Regions from separate parts of the Mus musculus genome. Here region 1 is linked to region 2. Evidence: chromatin loops called from intact Hi-C (ENCODE). Cell type or tissue: heart. All regions are shown on one strand. Links, peaks and the distances in the headings refer to the core of each region. The heading gives the core; the rest is flanking DNA. Region 1 overlaps Pinx1 (PIN2/TERF1 interacting, telomerase inhibitor 1). Region 2 has its middle 38 kb from the start of Prss55.

Region 1 (8,389 bases), core at 284-8,283, 160 kb after region 2:
ATACTCCATATTACGTATACAGATAATCTTTAAACAAACATTATTGCAGTAAGTACCTGTAACAGGTTCAAACAAAAACAGGTTCAAAAAAACAAAAACAAAAAAAAGAGGCAAATAATTCCCCTGGGTGCATAAAGCAACACTGCGTGACACAGAGAGGACAACTATAGTCAGAGATATAGGAATGGCTTTAAATTTGGGCAACTAAAGATAAGCTAAAAATGGAGACTGGATAGTTGCTTAGCAATTATTTTTAGTAACAATCAATTCTTAATTTTTCTCTTTGAGAATGGGAAAGTTGGGCTGTGGAGATGGCTCAGTCAGTAAAATGCCTAACATAATCAAATGAAACTGGATTCGAATCTCTGATGGTCATCTAGAAAGACACACAATGTCAGCCTCTGGCCTCTATACACAGAGGTGCATGCCCCCCCCCCAACTTAAATTCACATGAGGTTTTTAGGCAGACTCCTAAGAACTATGAATGTTCAGCTCTTGGTTATGAATCACAATTCACTGCTTGCTATTTCTTTTCCTAGTAATTTAAATTTTAATTGTAAATAGATGTTCTGTGGCTAAGCGCACTTGCTACTAAATCTGAGGACCTAAGTACAATCCCCAGGGCATGATGAGAGGAGAAAACCAACTCCTCCAAGTTGTCCTCTGAGCTCTACATCACACCACGGCACATGTACCCTCACCACAAACAAACAAACAAATGTAATAAAATGAAAATGTAGAGCCTGTAACTATCCATACAAATAGCTCCTCTAACCTACAAAGAAGAGCGGTACTATTCACGAAGTTAGCACGGCTCTATATGGACTTGGGGCAAAAACAATCAGAACATATGACTAACTTCTTTAGTTGGTATAACTTTAAATTAGTAGCACGGTGCTTTCGCATTAGACTTGGCATTACAAGCTCCAGTCTTAGTGCAGAAACTTTGTGAAGATGGTGCTCAGTTTCTAGGACACCACATAAAAGGTGCTCTGACTTCTTCCCAACAATAGAGAGCGTCGTCTACTGTGTTGACTGAGAGGCTTCCTGTCCAAGCCGCACTGAGGACTTCAACACAGTTGAGGAGGGATGGTGACAAAGAAGGGAAATAAACATGGAACATGTCTCCAGATAACTCACTGGGAAGACTGATGCCTGTTAAATCAGGAAAATAAAATTCAAGAGTGTGTTGGCTTCCTTTTCCTTCTTCCTTCTTTCTAAGATTTACTTGTTTATTTTAGACATATGAATGCTCTATTTGCATTTACACCTGCATGCCAGAGGAGGGCATTATCCCATTACAGATGGTTGTGAGCCACCACATACCTGCTGGGAATTGAACTCAGGACCTCTGGAAGAGCAGCCAGTGCTCTTAACCACTGAGCCATCTCTCTAGCTCATGTGTTGACTTTCTAAATGTAAAACTCTAAGATTATTGGGCTAGTGAGATGGCTCAGCAGTTAAGAGCATTGGCTGCTCTTCTAGAGGCCCTGAGTTCAATTCCCAGCAACCATATGATGGCTCACAACTATCTATAAGGAGATCTGATGCCCTCTTTTGGTCTGTAGATATATACACAGCAGAGCACTCATAAATTAAATAAATAAATATTTTTTAAAAAGACAAAACAAAATAAATTATTAAAAAACTCTTAAGATTAATTTGCTATAAAAAGTCATTTTGGCTAGGTGAAATTTCAATATTAAAAAATGTCTATTGGATCTACAAGAGAAAAAAACAAAACAAACAAACAAACAAACAAAAATCCACACCTCAAGCCAGGCCTGGTGGTGTACTCAGGAGGCAAAGGAAAGCTGGGAGTTCCAGGCTGGCCAGGACTACATAGGAGACTTGGTTGTTGTCGATGTTTCTTAAATATCCAGGGCTAAAGGTTATCGAACCTCTATCTCAGACAAGTAAGTGCATAGAAATTTCTCTTGCTTAGCTACAAAGGCTTGGCTCAGGTCCCACCCCAACATTCAAAGAAGCAAAAGCACCCTTTGGAAGCTATCAACCAAAATCTCCAGCAATTAATGTCACTTTATGGAAAAACTAAGCATTTACCCCAGAACTTCATGACTTACTCACTGATTATAGGAAAACAAAATGAATCTCCAAGACTTTCAAAACACAGTGTCACTGAAGTTGGTCAGTGTTAAAAATCAAAGTGGTCTCACTTTTAACATACAGGTCTATGCTAGAGAGTTCCAAATATGACAGCCACTACGAACCAACAATCACAAACATGCTCTCACTCATGAACACCACATGACCCTCATGGTATCTAAGCTTCCACCCCATTCATCTGAACAAAGGATTTGTACAGAAAAGCAAAAACAGAACAATTGCTTTAAGTGCCTAAAGGAGGCTTACGCTGAACTCTTTCAGTCACAGAAGCGTCCGTCAGGTGTTTTAATACAGGGAGGTAGCCAGGGATGCTGCGAGTCCTGTGGTGGCAAAGCTGGAGTGTTAGCGCACCAGTAAGATCACATGGGGATGTGATGAAGAAGGGATGGAGCTAAAACTGGTTACAGAAGCACACAGTGATGCACAGGAATGACTCATCTGCTGGGCATGCTGGGTAAAACCTGAACAATGGGCAGTCTAGGAAGAAGAGCTTTACCATGAAGTCAGAGTCAAGGACTGAAGGCAGAGGTCCCCCTAGGCCATGTGGAGTACAAAGGAATTTTAACCAGGGTAGAGATTAATGTGCAAAACTCTGACATGGGCACTGTGCTGACTGATGGCCTTGCATTTCTACCCTTACCCCATATCCTCTTGGCATCAGCCTGTCTTCTGGAGGACAGACACACAAAAACCATGACAACAATTCTCAATTATATGGATTACCCAGCTCACTAGGCATGCTTTCCAGACTGCCATTCTGTTTGTTTACCTCTAAAACTTCCCAGATTCTCTACAACGGTTTCCAAGCTTAACCACAGTCTAAAAATACTAAGTGCAAAATTGCAGAAAAATACAATTTAAACTTCACAGTTCTAATAAGTGTGATAACATCTGACATAATCTTGACTGGAACACAAATTGTCTTTTTGTTCAGTGTGTTCATGGTATATATGCTGCTCACCTGTTAGTCATTGATAATAATTTCTGTTATCTGATCAACTGCCTAGTGTCACAGCTCTTGTGTTTAAAGAACCCTAATTTTACTTAATAATGACTCCTAAGTATAGACAGAGGGTTGCAAAAGTTACTCCAGGGCATGGAACCTGGGACAGGCTATCTCCAGTACTATTTGGCAATGCTACAGTTCATAGAGTAAGGACATAGTATACATCTCACAGGGCTGAGTAGTATCCAAGGTTTCTAAAATGCACTGGTGTCTCAGTATAGTCTCCTCAGCTATGGGGATGACTGGACCACGCAGGACATGGGAAACACTATGAAAACAATCAGCTTACTCCAGACAATCTTAATCTGGCAAAGTTGCTCTGCCTTCACTTCTTTTTCTTGACCAGTGGTTTCTTCTCTTAGTCATGCAGAACATCTTTCCACAATTTAATCCGAGGAGCCTAAATAAATAAATAAATAAATAAATAAATAAGTTCTACATACGATAACTAAGTGACGTTTAGGAGGAGGGCTGTGTTCATTAACACAGAAAAAGCTCTAAGAAGGCTACAATATAGCTTTGTTAATTGACCGCATGCTTCCAAATATCTATAACCCACGGGACACTTGGGAGTTGGGTGGGATGAAGAACTAATATGAGGCACTGGCCACAGCTTCAACTGAAGCCGATCTAGTTCCAACCTTCCTCTACCCGCAAATACGTGCTCTTCTACAGCGTGGTCCTCTTGCCTCTACCCCATGGGTGGTTGCTAGGCTACATCTCTAGCTCTACAATGGAAATTATTAATGAAGAAAAAACATAGTTACATTCCCTTAATCAGCCCAGCTAGTAGCTAGGACTCTTGAGAGCAAATAGTCCAGCAGATAATTCTGAAGCTGCACCACGGATGGGTGTGTGGGGCAGCACACTGGTAACAAACTGGACCTAGCTGATCTCCTTTCAGTCACCTGTTGCTTTTGCAACTCTCAAAAGGGGAAACCATCTTTTATTTTAAGTGGAGGAAAAGGAATTATTTTGAATTTGTGCCTCTGCAATCATACAGCAGTTTTCTAGAAATTGGTTAAAAATGTCAACCTATCTACTTAAGGCAGAGACTGAGTATTTAAGTGTCTTTAGCCATGAACTGGAGACAGTGAACGCTACTACTCAGGAGCTCCACCTGGTGCCAGCTTTCCAAAAGACACCCTACACTGCACAAGGAAGAATGGTCTGTAGGAAACACAGCCATCACTCACAAGGTCAAAGAGCCATCCTCTAGGGGGAAGAACATGTTACGTCTTACGTAGTGGTTATGATCAATGATGCTCAGAAATGTATTCTGTTTACATATCATTTTCTGCTATTTGTAAGAAACAGACCACTGGAGAGATGGCTCAGCGGTTAAGAGCACTTACCAACTGCTCTTCCAAAGGTTCTGAGTTCAATTCCCAGGAACAACATGGTGGCTCACAACCATCTATAATGGGATCCGATACCTCTTCTGGTGTGTCCAAAGACAGCTACAGTGCACTCATATAATAAATAAATCTAAAGAAAGAAAGAAAGAAAGAAAGAAAGAAAGAAAGAAAGAAAGAAAGAAAGAAAGAAAGAAAGAGAAAGAGAGAGAGAGAGAGAGAGAGGAAGAAAGAAAGACAGACAGACCTTTGTAATAGTTTGAATATACTGGAGGTGTGGCCTTGTTAGGGCAGGTGTGTCGTTGTGGGTGTGGGCTTTTATACCCTAGTCCTAGCTACCTGGAAGCCAGTATTATGCTAGCAGCCTTCAGATGAAGATCTAGAACTCTCAGCTCCTCCTACACCATGCCTGCTTGGATGCTGCCATGTTCTTGCCCTGATGATAATGGACTGAACCTCTGAACCTGTAAGCCAGCCCCTATTAAATGTTGTCCTTATAAGAGTTGCTTTTATCATTGTGTCTGTTCACAGCAGTAAAGTTCTAACTAAAACAACCCTCCATCACATAAACTTTAAAAACCTGAGTGTGTACCTAAACCTACTTTTACAGAAAGGAATTAGGAATGATGACCTCTCTAATTTCTTAAAAACCGATAAGCTGCAGATAGCTTATTTAAACTATTTCAATACGCATGGTAGTTAGAGAAAAGTTTCTTAATGTTGCCATTAAAAAAATCTATTTTGTTATACTTAGAAGAAATAGTCACAAAAATGGCAAGGCAAGTCACTAAGTTAAATGTTTTACTGTAAGCCTGCAGTTTTATGCTAGTAGTTTGAAATCCCATACTCATGAGCAGTAAAGCTGACAGCAGTGAAGGGTGTGTGCATCAGTGTGTCAGTGCTGGGCTTTAGGGTACAGGCTTTAGAGCGCAGAGTTTCTCACAGGCCTGAGAGCAGCCAGGCAGGTGAAGACTGTCGCCTCCATTTCCTGCCATGGCTCCACAACGCAGCTTATTCTGCCATTAAGAGACTCCCATGCAGTTCCCTCAACACCCACTTGGCTTTGATAGACATGAGACCAGGAAAAGGCCTCCAGAGAAGGCAGAACCAGGTGGCCATATCCAAGGGAGAGAACTTTACAGCTGTCATCCTACCTGTCTCTCTCAACTGTGGTTTATCAGACAAAAGTGTGACCCGTGCATGTGACTCAACACAGAGGCCTGCTATCTACAGTCACAGCACACAGCCTTTTGGTAAGAGTCACTTAGCAGGAGGCCAAGCGAAGGCACTATTTTCCAAGACAGATGGGAACATGGGCCATAGGACATTATTGGGCCAGTAAGTTTTTCTGGTTAGTGTGACTTTCTACCCATGTTTGCATGAGGAACTCAGTAGCCAATGCTGGGACTGTAGTTCTGGCTGACCAGTGAAGCTCAGACAGGTTGAATTCCTGTGGAAAGTCATGACTAGAAGTGCAGAGGACTTCGGTGCAGGTCTGTGAAATGATGACAGACCTGCTCTCGCTACTTACTACATGGTCTCATTTCTGTTTGTTATTTCTGGACTGTAAGTCTCATTTACCTTGTTTTGATTTGCTTAATTAACATCCTTCTACCTCTGCTGTCAGTTCCACAAAGTGAGATCTTATGCAGGACTGTAACCTAGTAAAAGCCTGAAATACAGATCCGGTGCTATTTCTAGGGTTTGATGACTGTAGACTGCATGACATAGAAACAAACCTGTGCAGCTGAAGAGTGCCAGTGTGATCCAAAGCCACCACAGGGTGTCACCCAATGCCAGGGAGCACTGTTCCATGGTTCTTCTACTGAACCATTTACTTAGTAAACTGGGCTTTTTTGGCCACAGCTAACTAAAACAGAATGGTGTTCATGTACGTGATCTGGCTGGGAACAAGTAGGAATTTTAGTGCTATGCTAGCCTCAAAAGCAAAGGGAACCACTCTCATCCCAGCCTTCCCACAGCCAAGACAATGGACCCTGGTGCAGGGCCTGTACTACTCAGTGCAGGGTCCACAGATCTGGCCAAGGTTAAATTTAGTAAGGCAACTGCATTGTATAGGGTCCTAAGAAAAGTTTCTGCCCTAGATTTATTATTGTCTTTGCTTAGGACGATTGAGATAAGACATTTATGAAAACACTTCCTGAGAAATGGAATCCTAGAATTAAAAACCCTTAAGAAGGATAGGCAGAGGTGTACACTTAAAATCTAGCACTTGGGAAGGGGAAGCGGGGAGATTTCAAGTTTGAGGACCGTTTAGGGTACATTATGAGCTCAAAGCTGGCATGAACTGCATAGGGAGACCCTGTCTCAACAACAACAGCCACAGCAGCAGCAACAGTGACTTCTTCCTAGCATCATGAAGCAATCATGGCTCACCCTGCAGAGGAAAATAGTGCAGACAGGAAGCAAGGAAATCAGAAGGTACACTGAGGGTTTGCTAAGCACAAACTGCAACTCACCTTGCCTCTATCAGAAGCAACTGATCAAGACCTAGGCTCTGGCTGACCAGCTAAAGGTAATGGTGAATCTTTACATCTACATAGGCCTTAGGCTCCCCAGGTGAAGCAGAGCCCAGAGCAATTTGTATATTTTTTTGTGCTTCCTACATTTTCAGGTAATATTTAATTCCTTCTCAGATTTCTGACAGGTTTGAAAATTAGTTAAGTCTCATTATTGAACTTAAGTTGTTTAGCATTAAAGAAGATGTTCTAAATTTGAAAGGATGGTTTTCAGATTGTTAATGCAAGTTAAAATCAAAACATAATTCAGGTATAGAATTTCAAACTCTTTAAGTTAGGATAGATGATAGAGTACTGTGTCTAAGTTGACAAAATTGATAGGCTAGACATTATTAGTGTTTATCATACTTTACAGTTTACATAATTGTTATAATTATTTTCAATGTATACCTGAGAGAAAAGGCCTTTTTAACTGGACAAAGGGGGAAATGTAGCTGCTTATATTCGCAGGCTAATTATGTTCCCCCAAAAACTTGATTGCAAGAATGTCTGCATGTAAGACACTGAGGGGCCCTGCCCCCAGTTGGTTCTGATTGGTAAATAAAGATGTCAACAGCCAATGGGTGAGTAGGGCAGATAGAGGCGGGACTTTTAGGATTCCTGGGCTAGGGACAGGGAGAAGGGAGAAGAAGGAGATCCCCACACCAGGAGAAGGAGAGGAGAGTGAAGGACAGGGAGGCATAGCTCCCAGGGAGGAGCTGGGAGAGTGCAGTCCAGCTGGGCATCACTCTGGGTCCAAAGCAGCCAAGATAGAATGTAGGATTTAGTAAGTAATAACTTGGGATTATCGGCGGCAGTGGGGTGGGGATGGATTAACCACACGGAGGTTAGAAAGTGGCCCAGCCATTGAGCCGATTTAGGCATATAAAAATATAAAGGCTGTGTGTGTCTTTCATTCGGGAACCCAGAATATTGGGGCAGGTAGTGAGGACTGCACTGGCACTGGGGTTTATTTCATTTTTAAATTCTTCACACAGAAGCACAGCCTGGAACTCTCAGTCCTGCTTCATGGTAGACTAAGCAAGTTTTTTCTCTCTGGACCTCAGCTTCCTTTTTCTGGAGGTGATGTGCAATTATAAAATTGCCAATCATTCTGAAGACTGAGTGACATAATGGGGACGTGAGCCCCAGTCCTTGACTTAAACCATCTCCACTCAAAAGACTAGACCAAGGTCAGCTGGGCAGGTTTGCCTCTGAGAGAAGCTCTATAGTGAGAAAGAGTTCCTGGCACCACTCTACCTGCTGGGAACTGCATTCCAAGGGGCAGCAAGATGCTTGCTAAAGAAACACAGCTGCCATAAGGCATGGTACCTCCGCACTGGCCATGACTGTGCTGGCCAAAGGGCAACAGCAACAAGACT
Region 2 (8,389 bases), core at 269-8,268:
TGTGTGCAGGGCCATGCTTCAGTTCATGGCACGGTGAATGGGGATTGTTCCAGGAGATGGTTTGCACTGTACTCTTCTGAATTGTTTGGGTCTGTGCCAGCTCCTTCCCCAAGCAATGCCCTCTTGACTATTGTGTCAATTATGGCTGATGGTTATCTTGCTTGTTTATCCAGTTGCTGTATAGATTGACTCTCTGAATGTCAGGGTTTGCCTGTTTCCATAACAGGAAGCCTCTTGCTGTCTTACTGTATTAAGAACCTCCAGTCAACACAATAGAATCTCAACAAAACCCTAAACACTCTGTTTGCCCGGGAGCCTCATTGAATCCAGCTCTTATTGTTTCATTTAGAGTTGGAATCCTGTATTTACAGTCAGAAGGGTGTGTGTGTGTGTGTGTGTGTGTGTGCAAGCACGTGTGTGTTTAATGAGGTCAAACGTGGCTTTTCACTTTCCAGGTTCCCCACCCAAAGCTCAGCAAACTCAGCAGAAGCCGAGGGCACCAGGATTCTCTAGCCGTAGACCTTCTGACGCTGGAGGGTGGGGACAAGCAGGACAGAGTCCCTGGGGAGCTTCCTCTTGGTCTGCTTGCCTTGGGTCAGAGGAAGAGGTTTCTGTTTGCACACTAAGCCACAGTCAGACAGTAGAACAAAACTGCAGCGTGGAACCTAGGCGCCCTGAGCCCTGCAGAGGAAACAGGATCAAAGGAAAGCCACTGGGCTGTCCCTTCTTGCACTTTCTGTTTATTATCCTTTGTGATGGCTCCCATGCCCTGGGAGTTTCCAAGAAACCCTCTGGGCATCTGATCTGGTTAAATAGTGTGGGTTTCTTTTCTTAATCTCACTTTCTTTCCCATCCTCAGCTTGGCAAGGGACTTAGAGGGGAAACAGCCTTCAGTAATAGATGTGGTTCTTCATGAAGAGCCACCTCATCCAGGACACTTAGCATAGCTACTACTGTTGTGGAGCTCCTGGGAACAGATCTCCCAGTCCGGGAGGCATGGAGCAAGCACCTAGGTACTCGATGTGAAAACTCAAGGGTACCCTTTCACTGGAAACCGGAGGATAAAGTCTTCCTAGAAAATGCGCCTATATGCCATGGGGTGCAAAGTCCTGCTACTATTAAGCCCTGAGAATATCGTAAATATAAGCTTAGGCATTCTTAATTGGTTAGTTAAGCCAATAAAACAGCTTGTGAAACCATCCACATGGGCTAAATGGGGGATTGGATGTGCTGTCTTCCTGAAGATCCAAAGCTGATGCTACCCAGTCCGCTGGAGCCAACTAAGTAGACAAAAGTTCTTTGGCTTTTGACGATGCAGCAAATGTAAATATGTTTGTATCTTGATAGATCTCTAACTTTCATCTCATGCAAAAATCTAAATAGTTACCCCTTAGTATCCATAGGGGACTGATTCTAAGGTCCCACACAGGCAGGGGTCCAGACCTCCAGAAATTCAAGCCCCTTATAGAAAATGGCATATTCTTCGCATGAAACTCATGCGCATATTTTAAATCATCTATACACTACTTATCGTACTTAACATGATGTGAATGTTATGTCAGTATTTGCTCTGATGTATTGTTTAGGGAATAATGGGGGAAAATGTCTGCATGTTCAGAACAAAGACAGCCAATGTAGATAGACCTAATCTAGCTTGGTGTCCACAAACCCTTCACTTCTCGGACACAAAACTCCCGGTTTCTGAAGACCACTGTGTGTGGCTTGTGCAGAAACCTCTGTTTTGGTTGAAGATGCTTGGTGTCTTAACCTGTTCCACTTTCCCCTGTTGACAAGGCTCCAGGCAAAGTAGCTGCCCTGGGAACTGCAATGCAAGCAACAGAGCAGTAGAGGGCACTGCTTACCTAAACACAACTCATGAACCCAGCAGGAACTAGAATTCTGATCCCTAAGGGTGATCAATCATCCAAACTGTCCTCAGGGCTCCTCCAAGCCCTGTCCAAATCAGGCCACTGAACAAGAAAGCTCTTGGATCACAAAGAGCTTCCTTGCCTTGCCCAGGAACTCAGAACTCAAACCTGGTGAGCCGTCCTCTGCGGAGAACCGTTCACACCAGCCTGTGGCCATTGTGTGGTGTTTCCTCCTGTTCTTCTTGTTCTGTTCCACTGACTTTGAACCTTGCCTTCACATCTCAGGAGATCAAATTACTTCCTTCACGATGCCTCCCCTTTAGTATTCTCATTTACCGGGCAGTCACTGCCGTGTTGTTGTCTTTGGGGTGGAGGACAGGGTAGCGTAGGGATAGTAGTACAAACTGCACCCACTTTAAACCTTGGCAGAGTAAGATTAATATTGCTTCAGAGACAAGGAGAAAGATGGGTCTCGGAGTCACTCTCACTAGGCAGCGCTTCTTGGAAAATGACCCTGACAAACAGACAGACAGACACACACACACACAGACACACACACACACAGACAGACAGACACACACACACACACACACACAGACACACACACACACACACACACACACAGACACACACACACACACACACACACACACACAGACACACACACACACACACAGACACACACACACACAGACACACACACACACACACACAATACCATTGCCTCAGGGGCAGCCAGGCCTTTGTGGGTACAGTCACAGCCTGGGTTGAGTTTTTGGCCTTGGTGTGCACACCTTTCATCCCAGCACTTGGGAGGCAGAGGCAGGTGGGTCTGAGTTTAAGGCTGGCCTGGTTCCCAGGCTAACCAGCGCTATAGAGTGAGACGGTGCCACAATAAGTAAACACACAAAAAGTCAAAACAAACAATGCAGGTCCTGCTCCAGTGGGAAATGCTCATCATGGAGGGAACCCCATGGGAACTTGGGAACTCTGTATACCTCAACTTTCTTGTGAGCCTAAAACCACCTCCGATGATAAAGCCTTTATCAACATATGCTAATTGTGATTTATTTATTCTTTCCAAATGAACGTTGACTTCCAGACCTATGGGCTCACGATCTCACCTTGTTTTCCTGAAAGACCTCCAAACTGTTGAGGAACCACCAAGCCCAGCTCTCCCCATCTGCAGATCCCAGGATGCTTGTGAGTTTAGGCTCACAACTCTGTCAGCGTTCCACTCGGAGCATAGATGTCACGAGGTTGAGATAGCACTGATGTGCCCTAGTGTCCTAGGTGTCCTAGCGGCACATGGAGTGTGTGTGCATTCAACGTTCCACGGTAACCAGAATGCAGAAGCAAGGGGCTTTGAAATTCTTTGGGGCAGTGACTTCCTGCTCTGATGTGAGGAGACCCTTCTGCATCTATCTTGTCTCCAATCCTAGAGTTTCTGTCTTCTTAAGGGCTTGAGTCTTGTTAGCTCACAAGTGTCATGAACTTTTTTTGTTTCTAGAAATTTCTAGACTCTGGGTACATAAAATTGGTGAAAATTATGCTATTTTCTCTAAATTCCTACTTGACTGGGGTAAGGTAAGGTGATATTTCAGAAATTATGATACACAGAGGATAGTGTGATTTTCTTCACAAAAATCCACATTTCTGATTTCCCCCAGGCAGATGAAAGGTGGGTGGTCTCAGACTCAGGGCTCAGAGATTTCCAGGACAAGACCTGACCAAGAAGCTGTAATATCTGATGTTGCCAGCAGGGGGCGAGGGAGATACACCACCTGTAAATGAAGCACTAACCTAGCTGCTGGTGTTTTGTTTTGTTTTTGTGGGTTTTTGTTTGTTTTGCTTTTTGTGTTTTTGTCTGTTTTGCTTTGTTTTGTTTTGTTTTTCAGGGTAATAGAACAGCTGGGAGGCTTCTCCTGTACCCATAAGCCCTGATGATGGGTGCTACCCGAAGAAGCAGAAAAGAGCTTGAGACCCAAACTTTGAGAGGGGCTGCCCCAGACCTCTTGAGGTCTCTCTCACTCTCCTGGTGGATGAGACAAAATAAAACACAGATTGCCTGATTACTCTTGCATTTCAGTGTAGCATTTAAGTGTTTGAGCTAAACATTACATGACTATATCTGTTTTGTTTCATTTATTTGAGATCAGCTCAGTATTAGCCGAGGATGACCCTGACCCTCTGGTCTGCACCTCCAGTACTCTGGTGTTTGCCACCATATCATAGGGATAAGACATTTTTAAAGCTCTTATTCACTGATTTAAATATTCAAATTTAATTAGGTGTCTAATAGTTTAATTTGTTGCATCAGCACCACCCACCTTCCTTAGTGCCCAAGAGTATTCTAGGCTAGTGCAGACCCAAAACAAATTGCTCCCACTTCCTGCTAGACCTTGTTCCCCAATCCCTGGGTAGAAGCTGTCATATTGAGTCTAAACCATTCACTTCAGAAAACGGTTCAGGAACTACAGATGGCACCGTTCCTCCCAACCACCAGCCTAATGTCCATTAAGAGCAGTCCCTGAAGCGTTTTTCTTTTCCCTGCCTTCCTTGACTTTCTCCATAGCACCAGCCTATGCTTCACCGTCATGGACCAGAGATTTCAGTTCCCGTGGGACATCGCAGTGAGGGCAGAGACCCAGCAGTGCCACACGTGCCTCCTGAGGTCACCAGGACTAGAGTCTGTTCTTCTTTATTCTCTCCTTTAACAACCCTGAAGAGAGCAGGGTCAGCCAAATGTTGCCCTAGTGGACCAGTTTGTCCGGGCTCTGGGATGGGCCTGAGGGGCCGATTGTGTGGCGGGACACCTGGCATCCACCACCCAGGCGACAGCCTCAGTGGTGGCCATGCTTTCCTGTGCAGCCACCACAGTGTGTGGAATGCTGATAAGGGAACAATGTAGCAGAGGAAAAGTGGCAGCACTTGGACAATGAGCAGCGGGCGGCAGCAGGGGCTCTCCCAGGCTGTGGCTCAAGGACTGAGTCCCAGAATCAGAGCCGACTACCCTGTGTGGGACAATGAGCTGAGCGGCTGGCGGCGGGGCGGGCGGCGGCGGCGGGGGCGGTGGGGGGCTCTCCCAGGCTGTCGCTCAAGAATCAACAGAGACTACTCTCTGGGTATTGTAAGCTCTATTCCCCAGGGGAGCTGCTCCATCCAGGAGCTTCCCCTGCCAGTCAGCCTACAAGCCTCTTTTCTTTTCACCGTGGAGCAGACAGAGCTACGAATCCAAGAAGGGCTCTTGCAACCGTCCCATGCTGGATGGCAAGAGCTTCCAGGAGAGCCCAGAGCAAGCTTCTCCAGTTCTTTCCCGTGTTCCCCAGTAGTTAGGGCATGAACTGAAGACAAGAATCAGCACAGAGCGTTCAGTTATAACTTTGAACATAAATGGGCTAAATTCCCAACCAAAAGACACAGACTAGGGCCACTGAGATAGCTCAGTAGGTAAAAGCACTTGTGCCAGCTTGACTACCTGCATTCAAAAGACAGTGGTGGAAGGAATTGACCAACTCCTGAGTATTCTTCTCTGGATTCCAGACCCAGGCATTGTCACATGCATGAACACACACATATGCACATGCACAGAATTATTTTAAAAATATAAGCAAGTAAGATGGATTTGAGAAACAAAAACCATATATTTGGTTTTGTTTGTTTGTTTGTTTGTTTGTTTTGTGAGACAGGGTTTCTCTGTGTAGCCCTGGCTGTCCTGGAACTCACTCTGTAGACCAGGCTAGCCTCAAACTCAGAAATTCGCCTGCCTCTGCCTCCCGAGTGCTGGGATTAAAGGTGTGCACCACCTCGCCCAGCCCCAACCATATATTTGTTATCTTCAAAAAACATATGACACCATCAAAGTCAAATTCAGCCATAAAAAAGGCTTTTCACCCCACTCTGGAAGTTAGACTGAAACAAATAAGATCTTAGGTAGGCCTGATAGTCACTTAGACAGGCTAGCCCTTGGGGGCTTTAGGGAAACCACACACCCTGAGACTTGTGCCCAATAAGACACCAAGCTGCCTCATGGTTAAATGATGCACACATATCACCCCATTTGTTTCCCGGAGGTTTAGCTACCTTGCAGCCAAGACATACTTTTTATAACAGGAGAACTGTCGTTGGCAGTGCACAGAACACAAGGGTGGTGGATATAAAATCACTCCCTGTGGGATACAGCCACTGTAGACCCAGTCCCTGGTGCAGGAGAAGCCTTGTATGTCTGCTGTCCCTTCCTGGTCACAGCTCAGAGCATGGTTTACGACCTGCCTGGCCCTTCATTGGTGAGCCTGCCTTCTGTGGATCAGGGCTTAGAGCAGTTTGCAAAAGGTGAACAGCATTCTAATGAAGAAGTAAAAGTAAAGAAGAGAGTGACGGAAGCAGCAAAGGAAGGCACAACGGAGCCAGGGATGTTGTGTGCTGAGGTTCTGTGTGCACCGTGAGGTCTGGTGCCCAGGACCCATACCAAGAGGAAAGCACCAGCTGCCACAGGGTCTGAGGCTGCAGCTGGAGGGTCTCAGTGTCCACAGCCAGCAGTTCCAGGCCTGGCTTTCACTGCAAAACCAGAGTATAGATAGAGGCCTGTCAGCAGATGCCAAGAAGGACCACTGAACCTGGTTCAAGGACACAGCCTTGTGTATCTGGGCCTCAGGAAGGACAGGTTTTAGCGTGTTAGAGAGATGGGAGGTTTGTGCCCCTACAACTCTCAGCCTACCCTGATTCTGTTGGCTCCTGGTGAGGTGCCAGGGAGCAAGGAGTGGGAAGTGTTCCTCTGGGGACATATAGGAGGTCTCAGTGTGTGGCCTTAGTTCCCTGTGCTTCTATGCCATGCTATGAAGTATGGTGGAATGCTACCCTCTTGTAGGAGACAAGCAAGATGTCAGAAGGCCACTTTCTTCCCTCTATCCTGATAGTCTCCTAGGAGATCAAGGTCTGTCTTACTTAACATAGAGTATTCTGGGTCACAAGCAGGCTACTCGACTATCACTAGGCTCTTCCAGTTCCTCAGTCTGTGTTGTAGCTGAAAGCCATTTGGACTAAGAAGGGCATTAGCCGGACCTTTGCTGGCAAGAATCAAGGAGTGGCGGCTCTTGAGGTCTGCAGCCCTTCGTCCCTAGCCCATTCAGCTCTCGAAGAAGCCACACACAGGATAAGAACTGTGGGGTTGGGGTCAGGAGTCTTTGCATGTGCCACTTCCTCGTTGAGTCCCAAGAGGTTATGTCTGTGCTGGACCATTTCCCAGCAGCCTCTTCCCATGCAATCAAGGACAGAGCACCAAGCCCCTATTATGGGCTGTTTTGTCAGCACTTGGCATGCGACCATGGAGGTGACACCAATTACTTGTGTCACAGCTTCTGGGGAAGACGGAGATGCATGAAAGCCAGTTCAGGGCCATCCATCAAAACTGGAGGGGGGCTGAGAGCCTGTCACAGTGACAGGGAATAGAGAGGAGCAGGGTCTCTCAGGGCGATGAGTTGGCAAAGCATGCTCTATCATCAGGATTGATGTCTCTGCAGGCAGGATGGGCCAGGGTGAGAGAAGGGGACTTTAGGGGCTAGGTGTCAGGTCACAGTGCCATCCCTCGCTCCCAGGCCTGCCTCTGCCCTCTTGCTACTGTACACACAGCTGAGCCATATTTCCTCCTTCAAATACACCTTAACTCTCATCTCCTGTCAGAGCACCACTCTGGGAAGCCAATCACGTGCTGCCTCCTATATGAGGACGCTGCAGTCCACGCCCCCTCCCTGTTAAAACGTGTTCTATAGAAGTCCTGCACCTCTGAGTTAAATGGTACTTAACCCATTGAAGTAATAGGGACTTTACAGTTTCTGCGACATGTCTCCACATCCGCTGTGCCATCGGATTCTCATGACTATATGGCGATAGGAATATAAAGCCAGTGTTGGTTGACGGGTAAACTGAGGCACAGCAAAGTTGTTAGCTCACCTCTAATCATACTGATGATATGTATGCAGTCTTTGCAGTGTAGCAGTTGGGCAAAGTGGGCACAAAGGAAGAAATGGCAGAGCTCACTCCCTGACACCTCCAGGCCTGCTACTGTACCTGTAGGGACCGTGTGTCAGACTGAGGCTCCTGAGGAAAGCAGGCAGTGGGGAGTCACCTCATCCAGGAAGTCCCGGAACCCTCAAGAGATTCTGAGGTTTGGTGAAACCTTCCAGGGGAGGGAGAAGAATCTCTTAGACCCCTGCTCAGTATGTTTTTGCTTTTAGCTGTCGCAGCTCATGGTCCCTGGCACCTCTCCATAAAAGCCTTGGACAGTGAGGATTTTTCTGGTGCTCTACCATCTAGTGTAGTCATTCCATATGTCACTCCTATAAGAATAAAATACCTGATAGAAGCATCATTTAAGGAGGACCACCTAAGTTAGCTCTTGGTCTCAGGGTATTTCAGACCATTGTGGGGTGGGGAGATAGGGAGACAGGAAGAGCTTGGTCCCTGTTGGAGATAGTATGAGGAGGCAATCCCATCAGGAAGCAGAGAATAGGACTCGAATCAGA

The links. Peaks named below come from ENCODE experiments on the same cell type or tissue, not always from the same donor. Only the 100,000 strongest peaks of a DNase experiment are listed, where the experiment ranks them.
Region 1: it touches region 2 in a loop (7-fold over the local background); 25 of 42 quality-filtered maps call a loop at or near these places.

Annotation. Positions count from the first base shown.
Region 1 is chr14:63,887,867-63,896,255 of GRCm38, reverse strand. All of the region lies in intron 6 of Pinx1 (PIN2/TERF1 interacting, telomerase inhibitor 1), which reads right to left. Among named protein-coding and RNA genes, the nearest start is that of Pinx1, 32 kb to the right of the region's middle. In heart, for the core only: a CTCF peak has its summit at 5,534; a DNase peak (open chromatin) is centred at 4,255.
Region 2 is chr14:64,042,863-64,051,251 of GRCm38, reverse strand. No RefSeq gene overlaps it. Among named protein-coding and RNA genes, the nearest start is that of Prss55, 38 kb to the left of the region's middle. In heart, for the core only: CTCF peaks have their summits at 1,840 (motif pointing right) and 3,627 (motif pointing right); DNase peaks (open chromatin) are centred at 561, 1,951, 3,641, 4,771 and 1 weaker place; H3K4me3 peaks cover 919 bases; H3K27ac peaks cover 1,925 bases.